Regions from separate parts of the Homo sapiens genome. Here all the other regions are linked to region 2. Evidence: chromatin loops called from intact Hi-C (ENCODE). Cell type or tissue: heart right ventricle. All regions are shown on one strand. Region 1 overlaps DST (dystonin). Region 2 overlaps DST (dystonin). Region 3 overlaps DST (dystonin). Region 4 overlaps DST (dystonin).

What was found. A loop is a pair of places that touch in the nucleus more often than their neighbours do. Peaks named below come from ENCODE experiments on the same cell type or tissue, not always from the same donor. Only the 100,000 strongest peaks of a DNase experiment are listed, where the experiment ranks them.
Region 1: a loop joins it to region 2, with 8 times the contacts of the local background. A loop is called at or near these places in 91 of 110 quality-filtered maps.
Region 3: it touches region 2 in a loop (2.3-fold over the local background); 46 of 110 quality-filtered maps call a loop at or near these places.
Region 4: a loop joins it to region 2, with 6 times the contacts of the local background. A loop is called at or near these places in 46 of 110 quality-filtered maps.

The regions. Positions count from the first base shown.
Region 1 is chr6:56,695,319-56,700,318 of GRCh38, forward strand. It overlaps DST (dystonin), which reads right to left. Exons shown (of 104, transcript NM_001374736.1): 9 at 4,335-4,427. Among named protein-coding and RNA genes, the nearest start is that of DST-AS1, 150 kb to the right of the region's middle. In heart right ventricle, CTCF peaks have their summits at 3,929 (motif pointing left) and 4,128; no DNase peak of the experiment used is centred here.
Region 2 is chr6:56,635,005-56,640,004 of GRCh38, forward strand. DST (dystonin) reads right to left here. Exons shown (of 104, transcript NM_001374736.1): 19 at 4,925-5,000; 20 at 4,692-4,769; 21 at 4,446-4,607; 22 at 4,255-4,359; 23 at 1,553-1,648; 24 at 585-710. Among named protein-coding and RNA genes, the nearest start is that of DST-AS1, 210 kb to the right of the region's middle. In heart right ventricle, a CTCF peak has its summit at 2,759 (motif pointing right); no DNase peak of the experiment used is centred here; H3K27ac peaks cover 2,168 bases.
Region 3 is chr6:56,765,535-56,770,534 of GRCh38, forward strand. All of the region lies in intron 4 of DST (dystonin), which reads right to left. Among named protein-coding and RNA genes, the nearest start is that of DST-AS1, 76 kb to the right of the region's middle. RefSeq lists an enhancer at 1,502-1,621. In heart right ventricle, a CTCF peak has its summit at 2,567 (motif pointing right); no DNase peak of the experiment used is centred here; H3K27ac peaks cover 3,760 bases.
Region 4 is chr6:56,755,877-56,760,876 of GRCh38, forward strand. All of the region lies in intron 4 of DST (dystonin), which reads right to left. Among named protein-coding and RNA genes, the nearest start is that of DST-AS1, 86 kb to the right of the region's middle. RefSeq lists a silencer at 1,871-1,920 and an enhancer at 3,602-4,158. In heart right ventricle, a CTCF peak has its summit at 1,979 (motif pointing left); a DNase peak (open chromatin) is centred at 536; H3K27ac peaks cover 2,851 bases.

The sequences.
Region 1 (5,000 bases), 60 kb after region 2:
CCATGATGATCCAAATAAACCTCTTTTCTGTTCTTTATAAACTACTCAGCCTCAGGTATGCCTTTACAGCAACACAAAATGAACTAATACACCTGCCAAACTAAGCAGCTGTCCATTTCTAGGCCATATACACTGCTACCTCTCCCAGAAATGGCCCAACTTAGTCTGCCTGGTTACTGGCATTCATCTTTCAAAGCCTATCTCTAGTATCTGTGAAAATTTCCTACATTCTCTAAAGCCATTCAGATCCCACTACAATGCTCCTTTCCCATACATTTCTATTTTCATTTATATCACCAATAATATTCATCACCCTATGTTATAGTTAATTTCATGGACACTCTCCCAATAAACAGAACAATATACTTCATTACCTTAGTATCTCTGGATCTAGCATGTGGTGGCTAATGATATAGGATTACTGTAATGATAATGCTTACCTTCAGAAAGCCTGACTGAAAAACAGATTCCATTTATGATGCTATAACAAATATTGTTAAAATAAAACAATTGGTCTTTTGAAATTGCTTCCATTATTTATGTAAAGTATAGAGAAAAAGGCTGAGTCACTCTGAGTGAGGATGATTACCACTGCTATAAATCTTTATATCTTGGCATAACCAAAAAACAATTCTTATCTCAAGTTATTGTCATACTAAAAAAAGTTATTTCATTTAAATAAGAGAGAACATTTCCATTTAACCAAAACATAGATGTGTTCCATTCCAAATAGATTTTGGTCTAATTTATGAATATTGGTGATAATTTGTTACATCATCTTATAATTAAAGCCCTAAAATACAATGGATTCTAGAACACTATGCCACAGTATATTAGAAGCAAAACTTTTTTTATTTTTTTGAGACAGAGTTTCACTCCTGTTGCCCAGACTGGAGTGCAATGGCGTGATCTCAGCTCACCACAACCTCTGCCTCCTGGGTTCAAGTGATTCTCCTGCCTCAGCCTCCCAAGTGGTTGGAATTACAGGCATGTGCCACAACGCCCGGCGAATTTTGTATTTTCAGTAGAGACCAGGTTTCTCCATGTTGGTCAGGCTGGTCTTGAACTCCCAACCTCAGGTGATCCACCTGCCTCGGCCTCCCAAAGTGCTGGGATTACAGGTGTGAGCCACCGTGCACGGCCCGCAAAACTTCTTTTGATACTTCTGTGACTAGTCTTCCTCTCTCCTCCAAAGGCAGCTGAACCCCAAAGGGCTCTCTTAGTATATAACTCCTTTTTGAAGACTTTTGCTTTAAATTTTCTCAAACTCAGCCTCTAAATACACTGCTTCTACCTCCCAACCCTTTTGGCTTGTTATTTTCTAGTCTCTGCTCCCAGGAGCTTGGGTCTCCAATGTCTTCTTTCTAGAACAAACTATTGACCTCTACTCCATCTTAATTTTCTTGTGGTCTCTAGTGGCATTTCATACTGCTCACCATTATTTCTACTTGAAATTCTCTTCCCTTGGTTTCATCAGTACATTTTCCTATTACTTCATCCATCTCTCCAAATGCTCCTTTTTTCTCTTTCCTCAGCAGAATCTTTTCCCGCAGGCCTTCTCCAAATTTTTATCCTTAGTGCTCCATCTCTTCTCCATCTGTGCTCTTCTCTTGGGTCCCCTGAAGATCCCTTCTTTCCGATAAAATCAGTGATCACTTGTGTAGTGATAACTTCTCCAAGTTTATATCTGTACCTCTGGCTTCTCAGCTCCACTCATGTCTCCAACTGCTCAGCAGACAGAGGCACAGGATATCCCACCATCCCATCAAGCCCACCCAGAAAGTAAGTGCTTTTCCCCCTAGCATCACCCCTGTGTCTCTCAGTAGTCTACTGTTTCGTAATCTCTCAGGCTAAAAAGTTTTGTTATCTTTAACAAATCCCTTTCCTACACCCTCTATGCCCTGTGTCCAAGTCCCTTTCTTTCTTCCTGGAAAGTGTGACCTCTTCTATTCAATTTTGCATCCCCAACTGAGTCCTGACCTTTATCACTACCTCAGCTTCACAGCTTATCTCTCTCACTATGGACTCTGCTCATTTCTATCTATTTTAATGGATGTTGTTTCCTAAAACACATTTTTTAAAATTTAGCAAAATTTAATTGAGCAAAAAACGATTTGAGAATCAGGCAGCCCCCAAACCAGAATGGATTCAGAGAGACTCCAGCACAGGTCCTGTCACCGAAAAAGATTTATGGACAGAAAATGGAAAGTGATGGACGGAAAAAGGAAAGTGATGAACAGAAACACATTTTTTTTTAAGCTCAAAGTAGTAACATGACTGGCATCACAACAGTAAGTAAAAGAGCCAAGAACGAAACTTAATTCTACCTCCCTCCGAAGCCTGAATGCTTTCCATTGCCCCAGTGATCCTTCGTCTAACATTCAAAATTCAGACACAGCCTACCTCACCAGCTGGTGATGAAGTGATTGATTCTCTCCAATAGACCTCTGACTTTCCCGTCTGGGGTTCTTGCAGTTTCAACTCTGCTAAAAGCTCTAGGATCTGATCCACTTAGGACTACTTAAATGATCCCTGACAAAGCCACTGAGGAACTCCATATGAAATCAACTTTTTGGCCAGTTCTACCTAGACTTTACCCAATTCTGATAACAAGGTCTGGTTCTGCGCTTCATGCCAAATTATTGCCTTCACTTAGGTTCAATATCTTTGATTCCAGTAATGCCCTCAGTCCTTTGGGGTCCTGGCTTCCAGTTCTGGTTACTGGCTCTCCCTGACATTAACAGCTCAGCTAAGTGGATATTCACCTGTATTAGCTGCCCTGTAGTCTGGCTGACTAACACCTTTTCCTTTGATTACCTGGATCTCCATGAATGTCCTTCTGCTGAAACTATTCAGCTGCCTCTGTTCAGGTCCTAGACCTACCTAGACTCTGATTCCTGTAGCTCTCCATACCTGTCAAATCTATCCTGTTCCCAACAAGCCCCCCAGGTACATTATTCTCCACCATTTGTCTACGTAACCTGTATTTCAGCCAACTTAAAAAAAAAAAATTTTTTTTTTTTTTGAGACAGAGTCTCGCTCTGTTGCCCAGGCTGGAGTGCAGTGGCGCAATCTCAGCTCACTGCAACCTCTGCCTCCCAGGTTCAAGCGATTCTCCCACCTCAGCCTCCCGAGTAGCTGGGACTACAGGTGCATGCCACCACACCTGGCTAATTTTTTGTATTTCTTAGTAGAGACGGGGTTTCACCCGTTAGCTAGGATGGTCTTGATCTCCTGACCTCATGATCCACTCGCCTCAGCCTCCCAAAGTGTTGGGATTACAGGCGTGAGCCACCGCGCCCAGCCTTTAAAAAAGTCTTATTCCTCACCAGATTTGTTTCAAAACCCCAGGTCCTTTTTGAAGCTGGCAAAGGATCACTTCCTCCTTCAAGATCCAACTGTACAGTAATCTATTGGTAAGATGTACTGAGTGCCTACTGTGGGTCAGGCTCTGTGCTGCACACAGAACATTTCTGGGTCTTTTTTATAATTTAAACTTTTATTTTAGATTCAGGGGGTACAAGTGCGGATTTGTTACATGGGTATATTGCGTGATGTTGAGGTTTGGGGTACAGATGATCCCATCACCCAGATAGTGAGCACAGTACCCAATAGGTAGTTTTTCAGCCCATGCCCTTTTCCCCCTCCTTCCCACCTCTAGTAGCAGAACATTTCTTAAGCAGACCAGCAGTTAGTAAACTAAAGCAAGTTCTAAAGTTAGGAATCTCCTTAAATCAAATGAAGATTCTTTTTAATGTATCACTTCCCCAAAACTAAATCAAAATCGGTCCTCAATTGGCTCAGGTTTATTAGATAATAATTCAGTCAATAAATTTGCATTTTCCTCAAATCTAAAGAGAGAAAGCACAGCTCTGCATAAAACATGAATACTTTTCTTCTTCACATCTCTTTATAATTATGCTGCCATCTAGTGTCTATCAAAGGAGGAAATAGTTGACAGTGCTAAGAACCTGTATTACTAAAAAACATTCTAAATAAGGACTAATCATAAAACATTTAAGTATCTAAAACAGGTAATACTTTCTAATGAGCAAAAAAAGTGTGTCTCCAGTCAATAAAAAGAAATATGTCTTCCAACTCTGAGATAACAGACATTGTCTTTAAAACTACATTTAAGTTTATCAAGAACAGGAAACTAGTTGCCAGATTCACAAGCAGCATGTTGCTTAAAAGAACAATTCAAATATATTACTTAAAGAAAGAAGCTTGAAATTTATTTTTCTTCCATAGAACATGAATGCATCATTCACCCTTCATAGGAACCACCTGAAAACTAGCAATTAGATGCTGAAATTAAGAAAATTTGGGCTTACCTGAAAGTGCAAAATTATTGTCCAGATTAATCCCAAAGTCAATTTGGGATTTCCATCTGTTATGTCATCATTTCTAATATTCACTAATTTCACCTGTTTTGAATGTGAAGAAGAGATAAAACCAACTGTTTATCAAACCTGAACCAGTTATCTTTACCTACATAAAAGCAATTCTAAAATTATACAAAGAAAAAATGGAATAATTTAAACACCAGTAGTCAACTAAATATTGTTTTACCCTTATTCTCAATCATTTTATATTACAAATCATATGGTAACAACAAAGAAAGAGCAAGTATTATTGCATTCTTGTCTTCCACAGCAGGGATCCCCAACCTAACCCCCAAACCTATACCATAGGGACTGGGCTGCATGGCAGCAGGTTAGCAGCGGCCCAGGAAGCATTACCACCTGAGCTCCACCTCCTGTCAGATCAGCCACTGCATTAGATTCCTATAGGGGTGTGAACCCTATTTGTGAACTGTGCATTTGAGGGATCTAGGTTGCGCACGCACTCCTTATAAAAATCTAATGCCTGATGATCCGAGGTGAAACAGTTTCATGCTGAAACAACCCCCACTCCTCCCACCAGCCAGTTCATGGAAAAATAGTCTTCCATGAAACCAGTCCCTGTTGCCAGAAAGGTTGGGGACTGCTGTTCTAGAG
Region 2 (5,000 bases):
TGCCTTCAGCACTTTACACAAATTAAACTTCATCAGAAAAGTCTTCTCTCTGACTACCTAGTCTAAATTTTCAATCTTTCCTCCTCCACCCCATCTTGTATCCCTCTTCCTTTCTTTGGTTTGTTTGGTTTTCTTTTTCCTCTTTGGCATTTACACTACCTAACATACTATACAAATTTTACTTATTTATTCTGTTTATTGTCTAACTCCCTCTCTAGCATGTAAGCACCACAAAGGTAGAGATTCTTGTCTGCTTTGTTCACTGCTGTAGCTCTAGAACCTAAAACAGTGCCCAGGATATATTAAGAACTTAAAAAGTATTTGCAAAATGAATAACTAAACACACACGTGCACACACACACACACGACACTAAAAACCATCTTAAAATATCAAAGCTATCACATTAAAAAAACACTTCTGTTGTATTTGTTGCCAAAAGAATACTAAAACTGAATGTGCAAATGTGTAATTGAATTAGTGGGAAATATCAAGAGTGCCAATAAAATACAAAGTTCTGCTCATATAAAACACTAATCTAATCACTTATGCATACTTATAAAATGCATAGGTTTTGTATTAGTACCATTGATTCCTGAACAAGGTCTTCTAGCTTGTGAATGCTGCTTGATCTATCACAGCTGTACTTCCGCTGAATGGCATCTTTTAGATTCCTTAAGTAATCAGTAGCTTCTTTGGCATCATTGAAAAACTAAGGAAAGATGAAACCTGGAAGTTAAAGTATGTTAAATACCAGCAAAGCACACAGTTGTCACACTCCAATACCAAGGTCCTATGTGTACCCCTCATAAGTGAGAAGAGAATAAAAGCACAAGATAGCTTAATAGTCACATCTTTCCTTGGACCAAAGAATAACCCTTGAAGTTGAATAGTTATGAATGAACATACTAAGTGTCCAAAGCTTATATGATGTTTTGGCTCTCTATTATTTTGGCTGAAGGTCCATTTTAAATTAGGATTTAAACAATTTTTAAGTAGGAGTGAAATTCCAAGAATACTTAAAAACTTCTATGGTTTTAGAAGTTAAATGGTTATAGATGGTTGATTCTCTATATGAAAACAGTTCCTAAATAAGAGACACATTTGTAGAATAGAATAAAGATTTTATGATATCTTAAGAATTTTTAAAGGATTCCTGCATTAACAGAATACTTCAATCTATCTCATAGGACATAAAACCAACTCTTTCGGCCTACAAAGAAAACAATTCACATATATATATATATATATATACACACACACACAAACACACACACACACACACATATACATATATACATATATAACAGTGTGTGTATATATGTGTATATATGTATATGTATGTGTATATATATGTGTGTGTATATATATACACACATATATGTGTATACGTATGTGTGTATATATATACACACATATATGTGTATATATATATGTGTGTATATATATACACAGAAACACATTGTTATCCTAACAATAAATTATGAAAAAGATTCCTGCAAGTTAGCCAAAATCACAATACCATCTATTGAAGTTATGATTCTACTCACATACCTCGAAATACGCTGTGTTCTCCTTTATGTGCTGCTCCACACACTGGCAGAGCTGTAAGATCCAGCTCCACTGCGTCTGCATTGCCGCTCTGTAGGCCTTAAAGATAAAACAGAGCCATCATAACTGACTGGGGAGAAATAAGGCACACATACCTTTTGATATCGATGCTTCTAAATGCTAACTCTACTATCTAAATAGATGACCAATTGTTTTGGCAGAATAAGACTTGGAAATTAGGGCAGTGGCTGGGCATGGTGGCTCACGCCTGTAGTCCCAACACTTTGGGAGGCCAAGGCAGGCAGATCACCTGAGGTCAGGAGTTCAAGACCAGCCTGGCCAACATGGTGAAACCCCATCTCCACTAAAAAATACAAAAATTAGCCAGGTATGGTGGCACGCGCCTGTGATCCCAGCTACTCAGGAGGCCAAGGCAGGAGAATTGCTTGAACCCAGGAGGCGGAGGTTACAGTGAGCCAAAATTGCGCCATCGCACTCCAGCCTGGGGAACAAGAGTGAAACTCCACCTCAAAAAACAAAAACAAACAAACAAACAAAAAAAAAACAAGAAAATCAGGGCAGTAAAATTTTCCTCTTATCTAAGACTTCTCACTTGTACAAAGTCAGTCCTAAAGTTTAAATATAAATTCTTAAACCACTCCAGTTGATTTCTTTTCAATTTTAAACTTCTTGAAATTTCTTATTAAAATATAAGAAAAAAATTATCTCTGGCTACGGGAAAAAATATTTAAAAACTAAAATAAATGCAAGCTATCCCTCCTGTTTACAAAACCAACACTTGACTCCTTTGCCACCAACTCTTACATCTGCTTTGTGGAATCCTCCGATATGTTTTCTTTCGTGGCACATTCATCTCTCCTTTCTCTGAATTTTTACGGTGCTAGATCATAAAATATACCTTCTAACACAGAAATATATGGTTATGTCGGTTTCTCTTTGTTTTTGCTGGGATGAGGTTTGGGGAGGGTGGAAAAGAAAATGTGTGTACTCCCAAATTGGTGTAATTCTGGAATTATAATGATGATAATACTAGGAATTTTTATTTTAAAAATGTGTTTCTTGAACTTCTAATTTAATAGAGAGTGTATCTTTCATGAGGGTAAACAATATTGTACAAAGGATACCTCCTTCCTCAAGGAAACATGAAATACTCTTTTCTATTTAAGGTGCAATTCATTGATTTCCAGAAGAGGGCACTCGAGATGCTTTAATGACTATTTTAAGTAAGCCTGTCATTTTCCCTCCTTTTGGAAAAGTTCATTCCTGCTGAGCTATACTTAGGCAGGACTTCCGAATGGAATGTATGATGCAGCATTGAATATCTGGCAACATATCATGATCATATTCTACCTCAAATTAAGCTACTTTCAGTAAATTGGCTATAAAAGATGTATCATATTTTTTTCATATAAAATATGAAACAGTATTGATAATTAACTAAATATTATCCATGTACCCAAACAAGACACAGGACAGGCCGATGGGATCATAAAGATGACTAAGGTTTCATTTTACTTCTTAAGAAATTTTTTATTAATTAAATTATAATTTTTACATAAAAGTGATCAGAGTGACATTCACATGTTCCATTCCCATCAAAATTCTTGGCCCATAATAGTATTTCCTAACAGTTTTCATCTCTCCACCCTAAGAAATACTCTTTTTAGTGTATTAGTGTACAAAACCACATCCCAGGCCCTCCATTACTCTCCTTTCCCTAAAGATTCCCTACTCTTCTACGTTTTTAACATTCATATGTGACATTTCATGTAGACACAAAACCGTATTTTATATAAAAGATCATACATAACATCCCTAAAACTTCCTGATGAGCCTAGAATTGTACTAATCTTTTGAGTTATTATGATTTCAGTGAATCTATCAGATTCCTTTCCTCAATTGTGAGTTTGAAGCATGACAACTTTCAGGACCAGCATCATTTTTTTTCCTCTGGCAAAATATCACATCTGACTGCCCATGTGTGACAATCCCTACTTTCTTACATAATCCCCCTATTCTCCATTCAGAAAGTCACTAACTCTGTCTAATATACAATTTAAAACATTGTCCCAACTGCATAGGCAACCTGATAAATCCCATCTCAATTTTCCACTTCTGAATTTGAAATGTTCACTGCACATTATAAAGCCTTGTCAGGATGCTGTCCCAATACACCTCACAAAACCAGAGCATAAATAAAAGTATTAAATTGAATCATAACAGCTGGTATTTTTTTGAGAACAAATAATGTACCAAAAACTATACTAAGCAGTAAGAGTAAATTATTTCCTTCTTATTCTCATCACAACTCTATGGATTAGAGGTAATCTCTCCCATTCTTGGTAGGAAAATGAGGCTTGGCAATACTATGTCACTTGTGCAATGTTACACAATCAGAAATAAATAATATGGCAATGCTTACACAGAGAAGGTACTTCATATTTACAGCAATACATCTTCTCAGCCACAGAGGCTGACAAGGGTACTTTTATTCTAAGTGATGGGTGACATACTTAGAGCCAGAGAACTGAAGGCAATCAGTACAATTTGTCAGAAACATTTCTGAGCCAGGTTTTAATAAAAGTTAGATGGCTTGTAATTTTCAACTTCTCAGCAATAAAAGAATCTGAAGGGAAATAATCATATCAATATTCAACCAACACCATTACACTTTCCAGCTTTACCTCAATAGTTAACCGGGCTGGATGATTTTCTAGAAGTAGCTGCTCTGCTATCTCCTGAACTGATTTAATATTTTCTTCCTTTTGATCAAGTTCTCTCATTAATTCCTTCAAGAAATAATTAAGAAGTGTGTTAGAAAAATATATAAACCTAAAATGCAACCCTAGTATGCAAGTACAAAGGGTGTACTTACAGCATGATAATCTTTTTTCCTAGCTATGTTGGTGTTTCTCTCACTCCAGTCATAAGCAACTTCCTCCTCTTCTTTTTCATTCAACCAAATAAGTTCATTAGTCGCACGACTTACAAAATTATGGAGTGTATCAAGGTGCCGTTCTTGATTCCTGGATGTATTCTTTAGTAAGGAAAATCATCATAAGAATCATGTTTTTGCCAAATATAGATAAGGGAAACAGAAGGTTTAAAAAAAAAAACTTACCAAGAGTTTTGCATACTGACTCTCTAATCTGTGCAACTTTTCTGCATAAGTCAGTTTAAGAGGTGCTGTCATTTGAATCTATAACATGAGATTAAAAAGACACTCCAGTCAGGAATCTGAAGGAATTCTGACTCACACTTAATGTATCTATTATTGATTTACAGGGTCTTCATGTAAAAAGCAAAACAAGAGTAAACTAAAATGAAATATATACAAATTTTAAATTCACATACCTCACTGATTTTAGCTTCTTTGAGACTAGATTCAAATTCTTCAATAGCTCTATGAACATTTTTATGATTTTCTAAA
Region 3 (5,000 bases), 130 kb after region 2:
TAAAATAAACGTACAGTGCAGAGGTGAGATATGCAAGAGATTTCTGGTCTGTCTTGAGGCAGAGGTGATGAGAGGCAGCAAAAAGCAATCTGTGCTTAGAGAACAGAGATGTTAAGATGAATGGTGAAGTATGAGTTATGAGATATAACAGAGATCTTGAGGTACTGCCAGACAGACTCAAGTTAAAGCAATTACTAGCATCTGGAAGAAGTCTCCAAAGATTTTACTCAGACTTCAGTTATTGGTCCCTGACAACTATCAGGAATGGAGCTATGACAGCCTTTTATTCAACTTTCCTAAGCAGGAAAACAAAGGCATCTCTACCACCCAAAAACTCAAAAATTTTAAACATTCTAAAAACACCTAAGTAACATTTCCTCTAAGGACTTAGCAAATTTGGTTTTGGGTTCATTGTGTTTACTTGAACTATATGTGGGCAAAGAGAATCTGAGCAAAAGGATTTGTCCTACTTAGCTAGTCACACGCACAAGTTAGTATTCTTACACTACAGCCTCATGGGACCAAAACCCAATCCATCCACTCTAACTGTGAAAGTTGAGCCTTATCTCTCAAAGATTGATTAATTGAAGCATGGATTCACATTTTGTAGAAAGCTTACATGCCTGAGACTTCAAGTCAAAGTCAATTTGCTTAATACAATTTCTATGATACAGTATAAAAAGCATGTTCTTATAAAACAAGAACACATGAGAACACATGAGTATAATGTCTCCCATGTCCATGACATTTCCACATCATGAATGTGACCACTGTTCACTGACAATGCATTCTTTCAACAAGTAGTTTCTGAGCACCTACTGCATGCCAAGTACTAACCAGGCTAGATGCCGAGATACAAAGATGGGTAAAAGAAATCTGGCTTTGACATGCTGGCTATCATGTTGTTTGGGAAGATAGCACTGCTGTCTTTCTAAAGCTTGCAGTTTCTCATCAGACATATAAGGCCTTTCTCTGCAATTGCTGCGGTATCTTTTTTTTTTTTTTTTCCTTTTTGAGACTCAGTCTCGCTCTGCCACCCACGCTGGTATGCAGTGGCGTGATTTCGACTCACTGCAACCTCCGCCTCCCAGGTTCAAGCAATTCTCCCGCTTCAGCTTCCCAAGTAGCTGGGATTACAGGCACGCGCCACCATGCCCAGCTAATTTTTGCACTTTTAGTAGAGTCGGGGTTTCACCGTGTTGGTCAGGCTGGTCTCGAACTCCTGACCTCAGGTGATCCACCCGCCTCAATCTCCCAAAGTGCTGGGATTACAGGCATGAGCCACCGCACACAGCCTTGCAGTACCTTTAATAGTTCTGATTATATGGGAAACCCCAATTCTCTTAACCTAGAAACACAAGTGGACAACCCATGCTTTAAAAATCTAATGAGTCAGTGCTTTTTTTCTGTTTTGACTTGGCTCATGCCCTTAAGCTACTCTTAAATAACACAGTAAGGAAACCTATTTATACCACCACAAGCAGCTGCAGCTTGTCAAAAAAAATCAATGAATTTTCTAAAAACATTTCTTTGGCTTGGTTTCAGTTTTCAGTTCATCTTAGAAGGTCATCAGCTAAAGATCAGGTAAGATCTAATGAATCAGCATTCTTGCACACAGCTAATGCTCTATCAGTCTCAACTTACACATTCATACATTTTTTAAAACTAATATTTATTGAAAACCTACTATGCTTTATGAGTTGAAGATACACTGGTAAACAAAACAAAGAGCCCTGACAATGTGGAATTAAATTCTAACAAAAAGAGAAACAGCAATCAATAATAATAAAAATAACAAGTGGCAGGGAGTGATGGCTTACATCTGTAATCCCAACACTTTGGGAGGCCAAAGTGGGCAGATCACTTGAGGTCAGGCATTCAAGACCAGCCTGACCAACATGGCGAAATCCCATCTCTACTAAAAATACAAAAATTAGCGTGGCATGGTGTTGCACATCTGTAATCCTAGCTACTCGGGAAGCTGAGATACGAGAATTGCTTGAACCCAAGAGGCGGAAGTTGCAGTGAGCTGGTATCGCACGACTGTACTTGCCTGGGTGACAGAGCAAGACCCTGTCTCAAATAAATAAATAAATAAATAAATAAATAAATAAATAAATAAAACAAATAAGTATTAGAGGATGTTCATAGTGATGGCTGTGAAATAAAACAGAGCAGGTTAAGAGAAATTGAGGGTGTGGAGGTTGAGGGACAAGTGAGAGGCAAGATGGAATTTTAAATAAAATGATCAGAGAGTCCCCATTGAGAAGGGGGGCATCTGAATAAGACTTAAAAGAGATGAAGGAGTTAGCCATACAGATATCTGGAAGAAAGACATTCAGATAAAGCCAACAGCCACTGCTACAGACCTAAGACAGGATATGCCTGGTGTACTCAAACAAGAGCAAGGAGGCCATTAGGTATGAAATAAAGAGACCAAGACAAAAAGTATTAAAAGATGAAGCTAAAGAGGTAACAGAAGAGCCAGGTACCACAGGACCATATAAGCCATTTCGAAGACCTTCAATTTGATTCTCACTAAAATAGGAAGCCACTGGAGGGAGCTGAGGCAAAAGAATAACAGATCTGACTTGTGTTTAAAAAGGTAACCATTGTGTACCGAGAAAAAGTTTCTCAACACAGAATATTTACCAAGTGCTTATTTCTAAGGTATAAAAAATTATTCCAACCTAGAATAGACAACACAATCCCAGAAAATAACAAGTTGAATGACTAATACTACCCAATTTCAATACCTATTATAAAGCTACAGTTGTCGAAACAGTGTGGTTTTGGCAAAAGAAAAGTCAAGTCGACCAAAGGAACATAACAGAGGGCCCAGAAATAGACCCACACAAATTTAGTAAAGTGATCTTTGACAAAAAAGAAAAAGCAATTCAACAGAGAATGGATAATCTTTTCAACAAATGGTACTGGAACAACTGGACATCTATATGCAAAAAATATACAAATTTAGGCACAGACCTTATACCTTTCACAAAATTTAACTCAAAATGAATCACAGACTAAATGTAAAATTCAAAACTATAAAACTTTAGGAAGATAACATAAAAGAAAATCTAGATGACCCTGGATTTGATGATGAATTTTTAAATACAATACCAACATCATGATCCATAAAAGAAAAAACATAGGTTGGATTCATTAAAATTAAAAACCTCCACTCTGCAAAAGACACTGTTAAGAAAATGAAAAGATAAGCCACAGACTAAGAGAAAATATTTGCAAATCATGGCTGGGCACGGTGGCTCACACCTGTAATCCCAGCACTCTGGGAGGTCAAGGCAGGCGGATCAAGAGGTCAGGAGATCAAGACCATCCTGGCCAACATGGTGAAACCCCATCTCTACTAAAAATACAAAACTTAGCAGGGCATAGTGGAACCAGAGAGTCAGAGGTTGCAGTGAGCCAAGATCACACCACTGCACTCCAGCCTGGTGACAGAGTGAGACTCCATCGCAATATACACATATATTTGCAAATCACATATATGATAAAGAACTAGTATCCAAAATATACAAAGAAATCTTAAAAAATCAATCATAAGAAAGCAAACAACTCAGTTTAAAAGTGGGCAAAATATCTGAACAGACAGTTTACTAAAGGAAATATACAGTTGGCAAATAAGCATATAAAAAGATGCTCAACACCATATTAGAGAATTGCAAATTAAAACAACGTGAGACACCACTATACACATCTATTGGAATGGCTAAAATCTAAAAAGATTACAACACCAGACGCTGGCAAGGAGGTGGAGCAACAGAAACTCTCTTTAACTGATGGTGGAAATGCAAAACAATACAGCTACTTTGAGTTGTTTCTTACAAAGCTAAACATAGTCTTACCATATAATTCAGCAATTACACTTCAAGGCATTAACCCAAATGATGTGAGAAGAGGAAGGATGCGGGAACTCTGTACTTTCTGCCTAATTTTTCTGTAAACTTAAACTGCTCTAAAAGTCTATTAAAAAAAAATTGGTCAGGCACGGTGGCTCATGTCTGTAATCCTCACACTTTGAGAGGCCAAAGCGGGTGGATTGAGTCCAGGAATTCAGGACCAGCCTGGGCAACATGGCAAAACCCCATCTCTACAAAAAAACACAAAAACTAGCCACGTGTAGTGGCAGGGACCTGTAGTCCCAGCTACTCAGGAGGCTGAGGCAGGAGAATCACCTGAGCCCGGGAGGTCAAGGCTGCAGTGAGCCAAGATCACGCCACTGCACTCCAGCCTGGGCAAGTGGCGTTGCAAGTTGAGACCCCGTTTCACAAAGAAGGAAAGAAAAAATGTATTCCTGTCCTCAAAAAGCTTATTCTCTTATTACTTTATTATCCATACTCTGCCCACTTCCAACATGGAGTTAACACATACGAAAAGGATACTAAAAGTAGAAATAAAATATCAAAACTCATGTGTAAGGAAATCAATACAGTTACATCAAAATTTTGGCTAAAGAGTTATTTATTGATGTTCCTTTGCTGACTTCCTTCAGTCAAGCCTCACTATATGTTCTCATTGCATATGAATCTGCCCTTCAGAGCATCCATTCTGGTGTTATAACTTAATCAGTGTCTAAACAGCAGATAAGACTCCTAAACAGCAGATAAGAGAGTTTAATGATGCAATAGTAACCAGGAAACCATTAATTTGGTAAAGAAACTGGGGTACAGAGAAGTTAGACAAATCATGAAAAGTCCCACTTAAAAATGGTACAGCCAGGTTTTCAACATTTGGTCTGTTTGACTCCCAGGCCTCATGGTATTGGTGTTACGCCATAAAGTATGATATAATTTTTGGACCTAATGTTATCTTCAAGTTGTAAAAGGCAGTGACTCAATAAAAATAATTTAGTTAAGCTGAAAATCAGCTGAATTTAATTTATAAAGATCATAATTTCTCCTAATTTCAAACCCTGCTAATACAATAAAACGCAGAGTGTGGGATGCCCTATTTCATTCCATGCATCCACATAGAGT
Region 4 (5,000 bases), 120 kb after region 2:
AAGATGTTTCCAAATTGCTTTTATTTCTGTCTCCCTTCCCTGCCTCCTTTTAATCAGGGGCCTGATCTAGCTCTTCTCCAGGGTAGAAAAGACACGCCACTTCCAGCGATGACAGCAGAGCCATAGGGCTAGCTAAAAGGAGGATATGATATAGTATATGTAGGAGAAAGACGACGGAGTCAAGAGGGGAGTCAAGACTAATTTTTCCTGTTCAGGCTTTGGCCCTGAGAGGAGGAGGTGCATTCAGTGAATAAGGAGTGATGTGGAAGGCACAGGGGGCTCTTGACCCACTCCCTATCTGGTACCGTGTAAAGGAGGCTACCCTTGGTTCTGCTTGGTACAGACCAGACACAGAAGTGTCTGTGTGTCTGGCTGGGACACCTCCCAGAGGGGTCATCCTAGCAGGGAGAGGGGGCTCTCTAGCAAGGGATACAGAGAAGATCACATGGGCCAGGAACAATCAAGCATCCCAGAAAGACTGCAGATGGGTGTGGAGCACTAGTGGAAAGCCAAGGGGAAGTCACATCAATGTGGGACACGGCCTGAGTCACAAGAATGGGCCAGAGTTCACTGGTAGCTGACTTAAGAATCAGTGGCCCACAAGGTGCCAGGCATCCAAGACAGAAAAGGGGTACAAATCACCCAGGAAGCAGGGGTCCTAAAAGCCAGGATAAAGACGCTGGCAGGAATGAGCACAGTGTTTTCCCCAGAAATGCAAGGTTGCAAAAGCCACATCTCTCCCTCAAGACACGCAGAGAAAAAGAGAGGGAGAGGAAGCTGCCTTCAACAACCAAGCATTTTTATCTAAGACAGAACAAAGATCAGAGGAGACTGTTCGATTTGCCACATCAGACTATGCTTTAAAACAGATTCAATTTTAGTACATTTTCTCACTAATCAGAAGGTGAAACTCATAAAGATGACTAGATCAGCCATAAAAGACAATATTTTCTCTGCATTTCCAAGTTCAATCATGAATTAAATCTTTCAAGCCTAGTACACAGGGCAGAAAAGTTGGTTTTATACAGAGAACAACAAAGAGTCATGGTCTTTTTTCAAGAGAAGTATTAATAAGACAAAAGCTCTCAGCAACTGTATGTGATACTGGATGAATCAATGCCTTGCAGCAAGCTCAGTCTCATTCCAGAAAGGGCTAAAATACTCATTCAGACTATTTTCATTTTAAAGCAAAGGAACAGAGATGGTTCCAGGAAGAAAAAAAAATACACTTTTAGAAAAGCAGGACTTCAAACAATGCAACTTTAAACAACTGAGAAACAGTGACAGATGGCCCTATTATGTATACACTAGAAATGGGATTTATTTTTTTCAGGAAAGGCTTTGAGAGTTGAGGCTAAAACACTGACAGTCTGTACATGGCATGTCATCTGCCAGTAAACATCAGATGTCCCTACAAACCCAAGTGTTTATAATAATGGGGAAAGAATGGCTGAAGTTTTATGTGAACACAAACGTAAATCACAACATTCTGAAATGCACAGTTTCTAACCATTCTGTTTATGGTGCAATATACAGTGTGGCCCAAGTTCTGGCAAACCACATAGCTCTTTTCAAATTGACAGTATAAGGAATATGATGTGAGCTGTGGACTCACAGCTGTGAGCTGTGCTACATTTCCTAGTAAAAGAAACCCTGATTCTGATGGGGACACATGGTAGCCTGGAATAAAACTACACCTCCCCAGCCTTACTTTCAATAACAAAGTTCCAGTAAATGAAATAAAAGCTAATGTGTTATATGGCAGCTTCTAGAAATTTTCTTTGTAAGACATCTGGCATGAGCCCCTTGCCCCTTCTTCCTTCCCTCCTCCTTTCTACTGGCTGGGGACACAGACCCGATGAATATGGCTCAAGCAGCCATCTAGGACCACAAAGCAGCAGCCTAAGTCTGCAGGAACAAGAAGTAAGGAGCCTCTGTGGATGGTGGCTATAACCATGCCAGTCCTGGACTGCCTCCTGCTGGACTTCTCTCAAGTAAGAGAAAAGTAAACTTCCTTCTCTTAAAGTTACTATTGTTTCATTTTCATGTGCAAAATAGAACCAATATTAGCCAACCTAATCCTACCCACAAATACAATGCTTTCCAACAAACCTACTACTAAGAGCTCTTTGAAATGGAAAATTTCCCAGGAAAGAAACAACTACCATTAATACAGCACAAAGTAAAGAACTTGGTATAATCAAGCGCGTACAACTGTAGCAGAAACTTTTCCCCATATCCTTGTATCCTTCTTTCTCAAAGAAACAAATTCTCTAATTATTAGCTAGGTGCAAATACACAAGGAATAAATACACATTTCCCAGCCTTCCTTGAGCTAGATGTGGCTATGTTCCAGTTCAGCTGTGGCCATTGAGATGAGAACAGAAGTGACTGTGCTACTTCTGAGGAGGGCCCTTGAAGGGGAATACAGTGCCTTTTTTTGTACTTCTTCAATCCAGATGGCTGGAATGCAGATGTGGTGGTGAAACATCTAAAAAAACATGTAAGAGTAACAACCTAGATGGCAAAGCAATGTGACAAAAGGAACCTGGGTCCCTGTTCCAGTTACTATGTGACAAACTACACTGGAATTCAACTATGAAAACCAACCATTTTTTTATGTTCAAGAATTCTGTAGGTCAGAAATTCAAACCAGGTACAAGGGGGGCAGGTTGCTGCTGTTCCATGATGTCTGGGCCTCAGCTAGTAACACTCAACAGCTGGGTGGCTTGACCACTGGGGACTGGAATCATCTGGAGGCATCCTCACTCACATGGCTGGTGGCTGATGTTAACTATTGGCTGGAACCTCATTTGAAGCAGTCAGCGAGAACAGCCACAGGTGTCATCTACATGTGGCCTGACTTTCTCACTGAATGGCAGCTTCAAGGTAGTCAAACTACTTTGTGGTAATTCAAGGTTCTAAAAGCAACGGACCCAGCAGCAAGGCAGAGGCTGCATCACCTTTCCTGACATAACCATGAAAGTCATGTGGTATTCTACTGGTTACAAGAGAGCCAGGTGCCCAACCAGATTCAACCAGAGTGCACAATGGGAAAAGCAGCAAAGAAGTTGCACACATGTTTTAAAACCCATACAGCGCCTGACCCTGAGCATCATACCAGCCCTGGCTGACCTCATGAAGCTGAGCTGCATTATCATCCTGCACTCCCCACCTCTCGACTGCTACATAAGTGGAAATACAAATGATCATTTAAAGCCACTATTATTGTGGGTCACTGCAGCAAATTTATAAAGAATACTTATGTACCCCAATATTTAAAAATAAATCAGCCCAGGCGCAGTGGCTCACGCCTGTAATCCCAGCACTCTGGGAGGCCGAAGTGGGCGGATCACTTGAGGTCAGGAGTTGGAGAGCCTGGCCAACATGGTGAAACCCTGTCTCTATTAAAAAGACAAAAAAAATTAGCCAGGCATGGTGGCACATGCCTGTAGTCCCAGCTACTCAGGAGGCTGAGGAAGGAGAATTGCTTTAATCGGGGAGGCAGAGGTTGCAGTGAGCCATGATTGCACCACTGCACTCCAGCCTGGGTGACAGAGTGAGAGACTCCATCCCAATAAATAAATAAATAAATCAAAAACCACAAGTAGCAAAAACGTCTATCTCAAGAAACTAATTTTACAGCTACAGGAATGACTTTGTAGTTTTAATTTATTTGATATTATTAACTGCTGGCATATTTTTTTCCATTCAAAATTTTTAATGACTATCAGAGACCTCTAATATATTACAATCCCTTTGTCAGTCATTTGCATGCTGCCAGTTTCCCTTCCTGGTTTGGTGCACTAAGGGGTTTCTGAGCTCAGACAATAAAGATGCTGACACAGCCAAGGAACTGCAGCCTGAAAACAAAGAGTTCCAGAGGCGCGTGTGAATCTGACTGGATGTGTCCTAAAGCCTCTCATTAAACAGCTACTCCCCATCAAAGACACTACACTCTAGGCAAGGCAAAGAGCACTCCTTCCACCTGCCATTCTTGTCCTCTAAGCAAAGTGAGTCCTTGAAGAATCTAATAGTTTCACAGAATCATTTTGTGGTCCAACCATAGAGTATGCACTGCATATGTCAAAATCCTTTTATTTTTTAAATTAACAAATAATAGGATTTCTATCTCCTTATACCCACTCAAAAAATAAAAGCATATAAAGGATATTTTGGTTCTTCCATGTCCCCCAAAAGCAAAAAAGAAAATAACTTTGAGAGAACACAAATTTAAAAGAAAATTGCACAAGTCTGAACATTTCTAAATATATTCAAAGACACATATCTAACTTTGAAATATGTACCTAGAGGCAAATAATTTAATAGCAAATCCATAGAATGAACTGCTAAGAAATGCCACATGATTAAGCCATGTTTTGGGGTAATATGGGTAAGGACATTAAACAACTTTGAGAATGAATTATTAAAATACACCTTTTAATGTATCTTATTTAAAACTTATTTAAAATTAGTTTCCAGCATCTCTTAATACTACTTTATTTTTTGTATGTCTCTCCATGTGTATCAGCCACTAAACCCCAGTAAGACCCACTGTGTAATGATGCTTAATCTTCTTCCTTTTTAAACTCTAATGTGTATCAGCTTTCAGATATTTATGAGCTCAGATCTTTTGGCCAGAATTTGGTTAAGTAAAAAGCAAGCTGATCAGGCCATAGATAAAGGCATTTGGTGCCAGGGTAATTATAAATACAAGCAAGTATTATATTTGCCCCCAGCTCTTGCCCATAAGGTGGCTGAAAATGCATCCTTGATTTTCCCTTATTCTGTCAATATAGGAATTACTACCTTGAATACTACTAAACATATCTTTAAGTAATAAAAGGTAGCATTTGCTGAGCACTTATTATATGCCAGGAATTGTTTTGAGTACTTTTCATGTATTAAAGTCATCAGATCCTTCAATAACAACATAAAGTGGATAGTATAATTAAATCTCCCTTTTATGGATGAGACTGAGATTAAACAAAAAAAAGTGT